2 separate regions of the Homo sapiens genome follow, and region 1 is linked to region 2. Evidence: read pairs that join two places in POLR2A ChIA-PET (ENCODE). Cell type or tissue: PC-9. All regions are shown on one strand. Links, peaks and the distances in the headings refer to the core of each region. The heading gives the core; the rest is flanking DNA.

Evidence for each region. ChIA-PET counts read pairs that join two places held together with the same protein. Peaks named below come from ENCODE experiments on the same cell type or tissue, not always from the same donor. Only the 100,000 strongest peaks of a DNase experiment are listed, where the experiment ranks them.
Region 1: POLR2A ChIA-PET joins it to region 2 with 10 read pairs; 2 of 35 experiments call an interaction of 5 or more read pairs at or near these places.

What each region holds. Positions count from the first base shown.
Region 1 is chr9:107,490,518-107,496,693 of GRCh38, forward strand. No RefSeq gene overlaps it. Among named protein-coding and RNA genes, the nearest start is that of KLF4, 3.8 kb to the left of the region's middle. In PC-9, for the core only: no CTCF peak of the experiment used is centred there; no DNase peak of the experiment used is centred there; H3K4me3 peaks cover 35 bases; H3K27ac peaks cover 603 bases.
Region 2 is chr9:108,067,564-108,074,073 of GRCh38, forward strand. All of the region lies in intron 4 of LOC105376214 (a long non-coding RNA gene), which reads right to left. Among named protein-coding and RNA genes, the nearest start is that of KLF4, 580 kb to the left of the region's middle. In PC-9, for the core only: no CTCF peak of the experiment used is centred there; no DNase peak of the experiment used is centred there.

The DNA.
Region 1 (6,176 bases), core at 511-5,510, 580 kb before region 2:
GGGAGTTATGGTTTTGATACTTTAAATAGCGAGAAAGGGAGTGAAAGGGCTCAAGATTTACTCAGAGGCATAAGGGAGAGAAGAGGGACTGTGAGGCGCGGAGACAGTTTTCAACCAGCCATCTCGAAGCCCTTTCCTTTTTTTTTCTTTCTTTTTTTTTTTTTTGTGAGACAGAGTCTCGCTGTGTCGCCCAAGCTGGAATGCAGTGGCACGATCTCAGCTCAGTGCAACCTCCGCCTCCTGCGTCCAAGCGATTCTCCTGCGTCAGCCTCCCGAGTAGCGGGGATTACAGGCGTGCGCCACGACGCCGGCTAATTTTTGTATTTTTCGTGGAGACGGGGTTTCACCATGTTGGCCAGGCAGGTCTCGAACACCTGACCTCAAGTGATCAGCCTGCCTCGGCCTCCCGAAGTGCTGGGATTACAGGCGTGAGCCACTGCCTGTAATATTTGATGACTAAATTGCACTGTAGAATAATAATAATAATAGAAGACACCCATTAAAGAAGAATTAAACACTCACTGATGACTTTTCAAGCCACGCACTCTCCTTTCCACTTTATGGATGAGAAATTGAGTCATAAAGAGGTGAAATGGCCAGTAAAGGTCAAAGGACAACTCGTTCCTTCGGCTCAGGCTCCGGGTAGGTCAGGCCCCCCTAAAGGGACTTCCCTGGGAAGTGACCATGTGCCAGGAAGTGGAGCGATGCGGTGGGATCCTAGCTCTCAAAAAGTGCACACCGAGCCCGCCGCAGGCGTCCTTGCCCACCGGGAAGGGAATAGGAAACGGCGATCTTTACTTCAATCTTATAACGCTGCCTCCCCCACCCCCACTCTCCCCTTGGTTTGTGATCAGTAATTTTCCAGCTGGGAAATGTTTTGCTCTCATCTTCTTAGCAAACAGTATTTTTTTTTAAAACGTGAATGTGGTGTTCGGTATCACTTTCTAAACGTAGGTTTGGCGAGGTGTTTACTTTGGATTCCGGCGTTCGGCGCGGGACTCCGCCCCCCTCTCCACGGAGCCCCCTCACCGGCGAACGCTGGCGCTTAGGCTGGTGTCAACCTAGGAAAGAGAAGAGAGGGGACACTGGGGAAAGTGGTGGAAGCTCGGGCACCGGGCAGAGAGTGCGCTCACCCCTTTTTGAGTTCTAGTTGCCAATGTCCTTTGTCGTTGTCACCTGTTTGAACCCTGCGATTCTGGTACCTATTAGGTTTCCTCAGAATATTTGTGATACCTGATTTTTCCACTCCTCGCCGACCACAGAAGCATTCTTGGAATGCATCTCGCCCCGAATGAATTGACTCGGCCCTCCCTGCCAACGCCAGGAATCCCTCTAAGATCCAGAGTCGGACGCCCTTGAGTGTGACTTCCATCCTCTAGCTTGGCTCTGGCCAAGGGCTGCCAGGGTTGCAGCTGGGGGATGAGAGTGTTTTGGCAGGGAAACCGAGGTCCTCCTTCCTATGACCTCGAGGAGTTCAACCCCACCCCCCTATATAGGATCAGGCCAGTTACTTTAACTCTGATTTTTACTTTAAGCCCTTTTCAAACGGAGGAACCAAAAAAGGAAGACACCTGCCACTTCCTCCCCTACTCCTTTAATTGTGATGGCAACATCTTGGGATGCTGTGATTTGAGGGCTGCATGGGAAACTCACCACTTTTTCAGGAAAGCCAAAGTCCCTCACCCTGGATGAACAGTGGATGAGCCCTTGATTGGCAGCCATCTCCCTTGGGATGTAAACGTGGGTCAGGACTTGGAATTTCCAACTTAGGTAGGCAGCACACTAGATTATTTCTGCTTTACTTTTATTTCTCTAAGGCAGTAGCCCTTCCCCCTCAAAAAAAAAACTATCTGTAACCACCACAATGAAAAAACAATATTGCACAGAAGAATTGGAAAGCCACCATTATTATGTCACATAATCAAGACAAGATTCTGAAACTCGATTGAAAAAGATGAACTTGTTTCCAACCGGCCTTCTGAAGGATAAAAGCCAGTCTCTCTTCGTGGCAGGCAACTAGCTGGTTATTCCTCTGATTGCGTCACAAAGGGAAATCTGTATATTCACCCCAGATTTCTAAAAGAAGCAAGAAACTTCAAGTTCACAAATCATCTCTCAAGGCAGGTGCCCTGTATGACAACAAGGTTATGGCCCTCCCTGTCTTCAGAACAGGTAGGGCCAGAAGACTTAAATCCTTGCCCTATATAATTTATAAACATGAGGCTGAGTAAACCTTTGATGACTAAATTGCACTGTAGAATAATAATAATAGAAGACACCCTTTAAAGAAGAATGAAACACTCACTGGTGACTTTATTTCAGCAAACTGATATTACTAGTTTTGTGGACTAGAAGTTAATTATTAATGTCCTTGGAGTTATAAAATAATTTTTTTTCCAGCACAAACTGCATTAGTTGTCAGAAGATGTGATGAACACCATTAGTGCTAGGGGATTAATGTGGAGCCATGGAGGGGTGTGATAGACTGAAGAAGCTGCATCCATGTTTCAAATGAAAGATTCAGCACCCATAACTGGGTATGGGGTCTGGACACATAGAGCACCCCGTGACCTGGCTGCACCCTGGCTGGGTGTCTCTGCATAACTGCCGCAGGACTCAAGAAAAACTCAAAAAAAAAAAAACTTTTTTTTTTTTTTGAGACAGAATCTCACTCTGTAGCCCAAGCTGGAGTGCAGTGGCGTGATCTTGGCTCACTGCAACCTCCACTTCCAGGGTGGAGGTGGAAGCAGTTCTCATGCCTCAGCCTCCAGAGTAGCTGAGACTACAGGCGCGTTCCACCATGCCCAGCTAATTTTTTGTATTTTAGTAGAGATGGGGGTTTCACCATGTTGCCCAGGGTGGTCTCCAACTCCTGAGCTCGGGCGATCCACCCGCCTCCGCCTCCCAAAGTGCTGGGATTACAGGCATGAGCCACTGCGCCCTGCCTGAAAAACTGCTTTTTAAAAAAGTGAAAACAAGAGATAGATTTTAAGTACCCGAATTGCTTTGAAATGAAATCCCTGCTAATAAATAACTGTAAAAGGAGCTTGCAGCTTTCACAAGGTGGCAAAGCTTTTCTCAGTCTCCACCCTCATCTCCTTGTGAACTCCAGCCTCTTTTTTTTTTAAATTTTATTATTATTATACTTTAAATTCTAGGGTACATGTGCACAACGTGCAGGTTTGTTACATATGTATACATGTGCCATGTTGGTGTGCTGCACCCATTAACTCGTCATTTAGCATTAGGTATATCTCCTAATGCTATCCCTCCCCCCTCCCCCCCGCCCACAACAGTCCCCAGTGTGTGATGTTCCCCTTCCTGTGTCCATGTGTTCTCATTATAGACCAATGGAACAGAACAGAGCCCTCAGAAATAATGCCGCGTATCTACAACTATCTGATCTTTGACAAACCTGACAAAAACAAGCAATGGGGAAAGGATTCCCTATTTAATAAACGGTGCTGGGAAAACTGGCTAGCCATATGTAGAAAGCCGAAACTGGATCCCTTCCTTACACCTTATACAAAAATTAATTCAAGATGGATTAAAGACTTAAATGTTAGACCTAAAACCATAAGAATGCCAGCCTCTTTTTACCCTCTGTCTTGTGTAGACTTTAGAGGTTAGGAAAGTAGGCTTTGACTCTGTGTTTCCCAACATGACTCTGCTGCTTTCTAGCTGGGCAAGTTACTGACCTCACTTTGCACTTTGCCTGTTTCCTCTTCTGTAAAATGGGGATATTAATAATGCCTACTTCTTAGAGTGATGAGGATCAAATCAGATAATCTAAAGTAAAGTATTTAGCACAGACTTAACACTCAACACATAGTAGCTATTACTATCATCAGTATTCCCCAGGGTATCATAAACATGATGAGGCTGAGGCTACTGTTTTGTTCACTGCTATATCCCCAAGTCCTATTATAGTGCCTACCTAGCACATGGTAATGCCCTGTAAGTGTTTGTTGAGTGAATGAATAATGCATATTTAATGTGTTTTTTCTTTTTGAATAATCCATTAGCAGGAAGCTCATCTTTCAGCATCCACTGTAGACTCATTAATCCTCTTTCTTATCAAGAACCGCAACACACCCAGATTTAAAATTTCGTCATTCTCTCCCCGGTTTCTAAGACAGAAACCTAGATTTTCTTCAACTCCTGCCTTATTTTCTTTGACCTGAGCATCCAGACATCTACAAAACTCAGCCATTTCCATTCCTAAATATCCCCACTATCTTTTTACTACTCTCGGGCTGCTTTGGTTTAAGCTTGCCTCATTTACAGCTTTTTGTTGTTGTTGTTGTTGTTTTGAGACGGGTCTCATTCTATTGCCCAGGTTGGAGTGCAATGGCACTATCTTGGCTCACTGTAACCTCCACTGCCCGGGCTCAAGCGATCCTCCCACCTTAGCCTCCCGAGTAGCGAGTATCTTGTGGCACTGATTCTTTTTTTTTTTTTTTTATTTTGATAGAGATTTCGTCATGTTGGCCAGGCTGGTCTCAAACTCCTGTGTTTAAGCCATCCACCCACCTCGACCTCTCAAAGTGCTGGGATTACACACGTAAGCCACTGTGCCCAGCCTCATTTACAGATTTAATTATGTCTGTACACTCCAAATAGTCCTCTTGTCTCCTCCCTCAGAGCCCCACTGGCATTCTCCAGCTAGATCTAATCCATTTTGCTAACAGACCACCACAGTTCTGTCTCTACTCACCTCCCCACCAGCCAGTCTTTCAACAGCTCCACTTTGCCTAGAGGAATAAAACCAAACTGTTTGGCTTGATGTACCCAACACTTACTACTCTGGCCCTAGACAAACTTTCCAGAATCTTCTCTAGAGACTGACCTCACCCTCTCTAAACTCTTAACTGGATGTTCTCTCAAATCCCTGAATACAGGATGTGTATTTTCATCAGCTGTTTTTCCTGTCTGAAATGCCCTTTCTCCCCTCAGGGCCCTCATCGTACCCAAACTCCAAAAAGTCCCTCTTAATTGTTCCTTGGTCTATGAGTTCCCTTTTAAGCCAGTCCTTTTTTCTCTGAGCTCTAACAAAGCTGTGTAATGACTGCTAGGATGTTTACCCAGTGGACTTGCATGATCTGGTTGTTTGTAGCTCCTGTTCCCCTATGGCATCTTCAGGACAAATGCCCAATGACCATTAATTGTAGAATGAATGAAGAGAGCAAAACTGACTTGGTAAACTATTAATGGGGTAGAGGCAGGGAGGGAGTCAGGGGACCTGGTCCTTGTCAATAGCATTTCTCTCTAGTTGAGAGGGTCATTGGTTTGGTACTTCATTTTCCATCCCTTCTCTTTCTTCACCACTTCATCTCTTTCTTTGAAAAGTTCTATGAAGGAAAACTTTTCAAAGAAAGTTATGAAGGAAATAAAATCCTTCATAACTCTGTACTCTCAAAAACAGTTGGACAAAGTAATAGAACAGTGCTGGCCAAGGCATTGTAATAAAACAAACTTGAAAACACAAACAAAAATAACCAAAATCCAAACCAAAACCAAATGGAGAAAGAGTCCACTCTTTTCTGCAGCCAAATTCATTGCCTTTCAAAACCCAAACCTTAAGGGTTGAAGTTTTTAGAGCAGAAAATGAATCACAGACATTTAAAAATCAATTCTCAGAAATTTCATTAGAATCTTTTTCGTGAACCCTTAGGTTTGATCACTTAAGTTACATTCTTAGCTCAAAAAACTTAGGCCCAATACATCCTTTAAGCTATTTAAAAATAAAATCTAAAATTAATGAAATTATTTTCAAGACTTTTGAAATATTCTGACTGCAATATATTAAATTCAGCTTTTCAGTGTCCTCAACTTGTTCTGAGATATTAAAAAGGATACAAAAAAAATCCCTCTTTTTAGGTTGCTGATTTTTTTTACTTTATTTATTTATGTATTTATTTATTTTTTAATAAATAAATGAGTCACCACACCCGGCCAGGTTGCTTATTTTTAAATGTCTGTTTAAGCAGAGAGAAATATTTTTTAATGGCTCACACCTGTAATCTCAACACTTTGGGAGACCGAGGTGGGTGAATCACAAGGTCAGGAGTTCAAGACCAGACTGGCCAACATATAGCGAAACCCCATCTCTACTAAAAAATACAAAAATTAGCTGGGCGTGGTGGCGCATGCCTGTAGTCCCAGTTACTTGGGAA
Region 2 (6,510 bases), core at 733-5,732:
GGGTACATGTGCACAATGTGCAGGTTTGTTGTATATACATGTGCCATGTTGCTGTGCTGCACCCATTAACTCGTCATTTAGCATTAGGTATATCTCCTAATGCTATCCCTCCCCACTCCCCCCACCCCACAACAGACCCCAGTGTGTGATGTTCCCCTTCCTGTGTCCATGTGTTCTCATTGTTCAATTCCCACCTATGAGTGAGAACATGCTGTGTTTGATTTTTTCTCCTTGCGATAGTTTGCTGAGAATGATGGTTTCCAGCTTCATCCATGTCCCTACAAAGGACATGAATTCATCCTTTTTTATGGCTGCATAGTATTCCATGGTCTATATGTGCCACATTTTCTTAATCCAGTCTATCATTGTTGGACATTTGGGTGGGTTCCAAGTCTTTGCTATTGTGAATAGTGCCGCAATAAACATACATGTGCATGTGTCTTTATAGCAGCATGATTTGTAATCCTTTGGGTATATACCCAGTAATGGGATGGCTGAGTCAAATGGTATTTCTAGTTCTAGATCCCTGAGGAATCGCCACACTGACTTCCACAATGGTTGAACTAGTTTACAGTCCCACCAACAGTGTAAAAGTGTTCCTATTTCTCCACATCCTCTCCAGCACCTGTTGTTTCCTGACTTTTTAATGATTGCCATTCTAACTGGTGTGAGCTGGTATCTCATTGTGGTTTTGATTTGCATTTCTCTGATGGCCAGTGATGATGAGCATTTTTTCATGTGTCTTTTGGCTGCATAAATGTCTTCTTTTGAGAAGTGTCTGTTCATATCCTTTGCCCACTTGTTGATGGGGTTGTTTGTTTTCTTATTGTAAATTTATTTGAGTTCATTGTAGATTCTGGATATTAGCCGTTTGTCAGATGAGTAGGTTGCAAAAATTTTCTCCCATTCTGTAGGTTGCCTGTTCACTCTGATGGTAGTTTCTTTTGCTGTGCAGAAGCTCTTTAGTTTAATTAGATCCCACTTGTCAATTTTGGCTTTTGTTGCCATTGCTTTTGGTGTTTTAGACATGAAGTCCTTGCCCATGCCTATGTCCTGAATGGTATTGCCTAGGTTTTCTTCTCGGGTTTTTATGGTTTTAGGTCTAACATATAAGTCTTTAATCCGTCTTGAATTAATTCTTGTATAAGGTGTAAGGAAGGGATCCAGTTTCAGCTTTCTACATATGGCTAGCCAGTTTTCCCAGCACCATTTATTAAATAGGGAATCCTTTCCCCATTGCTTGTTTTTGTCAGGTTTGTCAAAGATCAGATAGTTGTAGATATCTGGCATTATTTCTGAGGGCTCTGTTCTGTTCCATTAGTCTATATCTCTGTTTTGGTACCAGTACCATGCTGTTTTGGTTACTGTAGCCTTGTAGTATAGTTTGAAGTCAGGTAGCGTGATACCTCCAGCTTTGTTCTTTTGGCTTAGGATTGACTTGGCAATGTGGGCTCTTATCTCAAAATAATAAGAGCTATCTATGACAAACCCACAGCCAATATCATACTGAATGGACAAAACCTGGAACCATTCCCTTTGAAAACTGGCACAAGACAGGGATGCCCTCTCTCACCACTCCTATTCAACATAGTGTTGGAAGTTCTGGCCAGGGCAATCAGGCAGGAGAAGGAAATAAAGGGCATTCAATCAGGAAAACAGGAAGTCAAATTGTCCCTGTTTGCAGATGACATGATTGTATATCTAGAAAACCCCATTGTCTCAGCCCAAAATCTCCTTAAGCTGGTGAGCAACTTCAGCAAAGTCTCAGGATGCAAAATCAATGTGCAAAAATCACAAGCATTCTTATACACCAATAACAGACAGAGAGCCAAATCATGAGTGAACTCCCATTCACAATTGCTTCAAAGAGAATAAAATACCTAGGAATCCAACTTACAAAGGACGTGAAGGACCTCTTCAAGGAGAACTACAAACCACTGCTCAATGAAATAAAAGAGGATACAAACAAATGGAAGAACATTCCATGCTCCTGGGTAGGAAGAATCAATATCGTGAAAATGGCCATACTGCCCAAGGTAATTTATAGATTCACTGCCATCCCCATCAAGCTACCAACGACGTTCTTCAAAGAATTGGAAAAAACTACTTTAAAGTTCATATGGAATCATCAGTCTTGTTTTCTTACAGGTCTCCCTTATTGAATGAATTAATGAATGAATGAATGAATGAATGAATTCTCCTTAGAACTAGATTTTATGCTACCTCCTGTTGAACTAGGAGCTCCTCTGAACACTACTTGAAACAAAACAAAATATAATAAAAAGTATTCTAAGGTTTCATCTTAGAACAGTCTGGAGATTCTAAGATACACCAGTGCCCAAGATCCATCCTAGAGCTATGAAAACAGAATCGTTAGGAGTGGGGTTTATGTATGGTTATTTTTAAAATAACCACTCCACTGTGATTTTTTTTTCTGAGAATTTTTAAAATTCTCCACTCCCCAGGTGATTCCAGAGTTCTTCTGTAATTGGGAACCACTTCTCTAAGCTTGTGAGAGCTCTTTCACCATCATGGAGAAGAAAAGCCATGGCTTTGGAGTGAGAAGCACGGGTTGGATTCCTCTCTCTCCTCCAAGAAATTGAAGAAGTCATTCAATCTGAGCTTCAGACCTTCCTCTTTCAACTGTGATTTAGCACTTTTCTCATAGGGCTTTTGGAAAAATTAAAGGACATCAAATATGGGAAGCAACTGATGCAGCCTGACACCTAGTAAGCATTCAGTAAGTTGGAATTTCTGTCTTTTTTTCTCACATTCTTCCTCCATAAATCCAGGGAGAACTTCTATAGGGAAACAAGTATAGGGGTATCCTCTGATAACCTCAGTGCCTCCCTGCAGCTGGTAGACCTGCACACATAGTCTGCTTATCTCCAGGTCTCCAAATGCTGTTCCCAGCACTGGCCAGCACCTCTTCTGGGCAGCTTATGCCCCAGCCTGGACTCCTTGTCCCCAGGCTTACAAAATTCCAATCCCTCTTGCCCTGTACCAAGGGGGGAGCAATGGGGTGGCCCTCTTCCAGAGCAATGGTCCCCAACCTTTTTGGCACCAGGGACTGGTTTAGTGGAAGACAATTTTTCTGTGGACCAGGGAGAAGGATGGTTTTGGGATGATTCAAGCACATTACATTTATTATGTACTTTATTCCTATTATTATGACATTGTAATATATAATAAAATAGTTATACAATTCACCATAATGCAGAATCAGTGGGGACCCTGAGCTTGTTTTCCTGCAACTAGATGGTCCCATGTGGAGTTGATGGGAGGCAGTGACAGATCATCAGGCATTAGATTCTCAGATTCTCATAAGGAGCATGCAACCTAGATCCCTCAAAGGAACAGTTCATGATAGGACTTGCGCTCCTATGAGAATCTAGTGCACTTCTGATCTCACAGAAGATGGAGCTCAGGTGGTAATGTGAGTGATGGGGAGTGGCTATTAATACAGATGAAGCTTCACTTGCTTGCCTGCCGCTCACCTGCTATGTGGCCCAGTTCCTAATAGGACACGGACCAGTGCCAGTCGGTGGCCTGGGAGTTGCGGACCCCCATTCTACAGTATAACTCTGCAGCATGTTCAGCTCTGCCCTGGCACAGACCACTTTGCATTCCTGCAGCCTGCTGATGCTTCTGCCTGTGAGTTCCAGTCTTTACCAAGCAATGCTAGCTGGAGTTTGCCAGAAATTCTAAGCTGATACCATCTTTCCAAGAGATTCCCAGGGATCTTTATTTTAATTCCTCTGCTACTAGCATGAGTTCTGAAGAACAATTGTTCAGTTGTTGTCACTACCCCACTCTCCTATGGACATCAAGCCACAGATTTTCTTCCACTTGAGCTATATGTAAAAACCTCTTGAGTTGCATTTAGGAGTTTGTCCTTCACGGCATCGCTGTCTTCAGGATAGTACTCACATCCCATTGGAGAAAGAAAAACAAAAGCATTTTCCCTCCCACTATTCAGGAACGCCTCATGGTACTGGGAAACTCCCAGGCTAATTTTCCCATTGTGTATACAACACCTTACAGTTTATAGATGCTTTCATAGTCTTAACTTTCTGTGATCTTCTCCAAGAATGCTACTGAGATAACAGGAAAGAGATTATCATTAGATCTTCATTTCACCAACGAAAACTGAAGTTCAGAGTCAGACTTCAAAACTAGGTTCCTTCTCACCAAACTAAGCACAAAATCACACAAATGTACTTTACATGTTTTTGGAATGAATCCTGGGTTTTGTTTATACACAGTTATGTCAATAGGCTGTAACTCCTAAATGATTCAGTTGAAACTAGCTCAATAGACATGTCTCATTATTACTCTTAATAACAAAAAATGCCACAACCTGGATTGATGTAGCTGAAAAGGTAAAGGAAGCAGGACTGTCTACTCCTGTGCTCCCCAAAGCATGGCCATTGTGCAGGCTGTTCTAGATAGGGTATTTGTCAACAAAAATTTCCAGGAAATGAATGGGCACTGTATCTTTTTATTTGGATATCAGAAAGAATTTCTCCTCTACAGTAATTTCTCCCCTGGCTAGGTTTTGGGGATTAAATCATTCCCCCATTTACAAGAGCCCTGTGGCTCTCCTAGGCTGTAGCTCCATTTGGAGTGAAATGAACCAACGCTCCTTACCCAAGCCACAGCTCTTCGGGCTTGAAACCGTAGACTCTTTTTCAGTAAGACAAGTGAGTAGGGATTCCTGGGGCCCTGGAAAGTACTTCACTTTCCCAACTTTAACTATCAGAGGATTTGGGCTGGATCTCTGGTACTGCATAAGTTGAAAGAGAGAGAGATAAATTCTTTTTTTTTTTTTTTTTTTTGAGACAGAGTCTCGCTCTGTTGCCCAGGCTGGAGTGCAGTGGCTCGATCTCGGCTCACTGCAAGCTCCGCCTCCAGGGTTCATGCCATTCTCCTGCCTCAGCCTCCCGAGTAGCTGGGACTACAGGTGCCCACCACCATGCCCGGCTAATATTTTGTATTTTTAGTAGAGACGGGGTTTCGCTGTGTTAGCCAGTATGGTCTAGATCTCCTAACCTCGTGATCCGCCCGCCTCGGCCTCCCAAAGTGCTGGGATTACAGGCATGAGCCACCACACCCAGCTGAGAAATTCATTCTTTTGGAGATCTCTGAGCTCCTGCCTTATTAACCGTCTGCTGACAATCAACAGATCCTTCAGAGGCATGACTTAGATCTGAGAGCCTCTCAACTTTCCTGTGTCCTGATGTCACAGCCCACTTAGAAAGCCAAGTCCAAGGGGTATGAAAATTGACAACACCCCAGCTGCCCCTGAGATGATTCCTCAAGGAGATCTTTGCCAGGTTGTTACTGATAAAGAAGACAGATGACTGATCATGTGACTCATTTGTCACCAATGACCCCATCTGGTGCACAAGAACTGGGTACAAAAGGAGGGCTGATTGTGCGGCGAGGACCGCCACTAACTACACGGGCACCATCAGCCATCCACCTGTTCACGTCATTAACGTCATGATGCTCTCTGAAGGAGGCTGTGGTATTCCCATTTCACAAATACTGAGGGAGGTTAAACACACACACACACACACACACACACACACAAAATCACACATCTTGCAACCTATTTTTAGCTCCAAAAGCCACTCATCCAGGCTGGAGTGCCGTGGTGTGATCTCGGCTCACTGCAACCTCCACCTCCTCGATTCAAGCAATTCTCCTGCCTCAGCCTCCTGATCAGCTGGGACTACAGGCATGCACCACCACACCTGGCTAATTTTTGTGTTTTTTTAGTAGAGACGAGGTTTCACCATTTGGCCAGGCTGGTCTCGAACTTCTGACCTCAGGTGATCTGCCTGCTTCAGCCTCCCACAGTTCTGGGATTACAGGAGTGAGCCACCACCCCAGCCAGATTCAAAATCTTTTATTGCCTCTAGGAATTGTGAGGCAATTCTTGGCTATTGTGCTTCTACTCCACAGTTAAGGACATCCCCAGGGACTCCTGAACTGACAAATGACAATGAGAAATTGACTAGGAACAATTGTTTTTTTCTTCGCTTTAAAAAGAAGCAATAACCAATACAACACCTCCTTGGGGATCAAAATCTCAAAATTTTGGTATCGATTGGTAAAGCATCCACAATGCAACTCCTTCTTGTTATCTCTTTTTGGGTTCTAGTTGTTTCCTTTCTTCTTTGTCCATGCAAAAGAGGATGGCAGGAAGGGAGCATGAGAGTCCTTGCCGAATCTGCTTCCGGGGTTGCTGTGTGGATTACACAGGCAGACAGGTGTGAATACGTCTGCAAACATCACAGCACTCTACAGATGCCATTTATGAGCAGAAGGCATGCTTTTTTAATGCAAAAACTTGGGTGTCTCCTCTGAGCTCCCCAGCCTGGGTGAAACCATTCTGGAATCTTCTGTGTTTCACTCCACCAGAGCACTGTTACTGCATTACTTTCATTTCCCTACTTGCGAGAAAACAATGTAATGAACGGATCCTTGAAACCACGGTGCGGT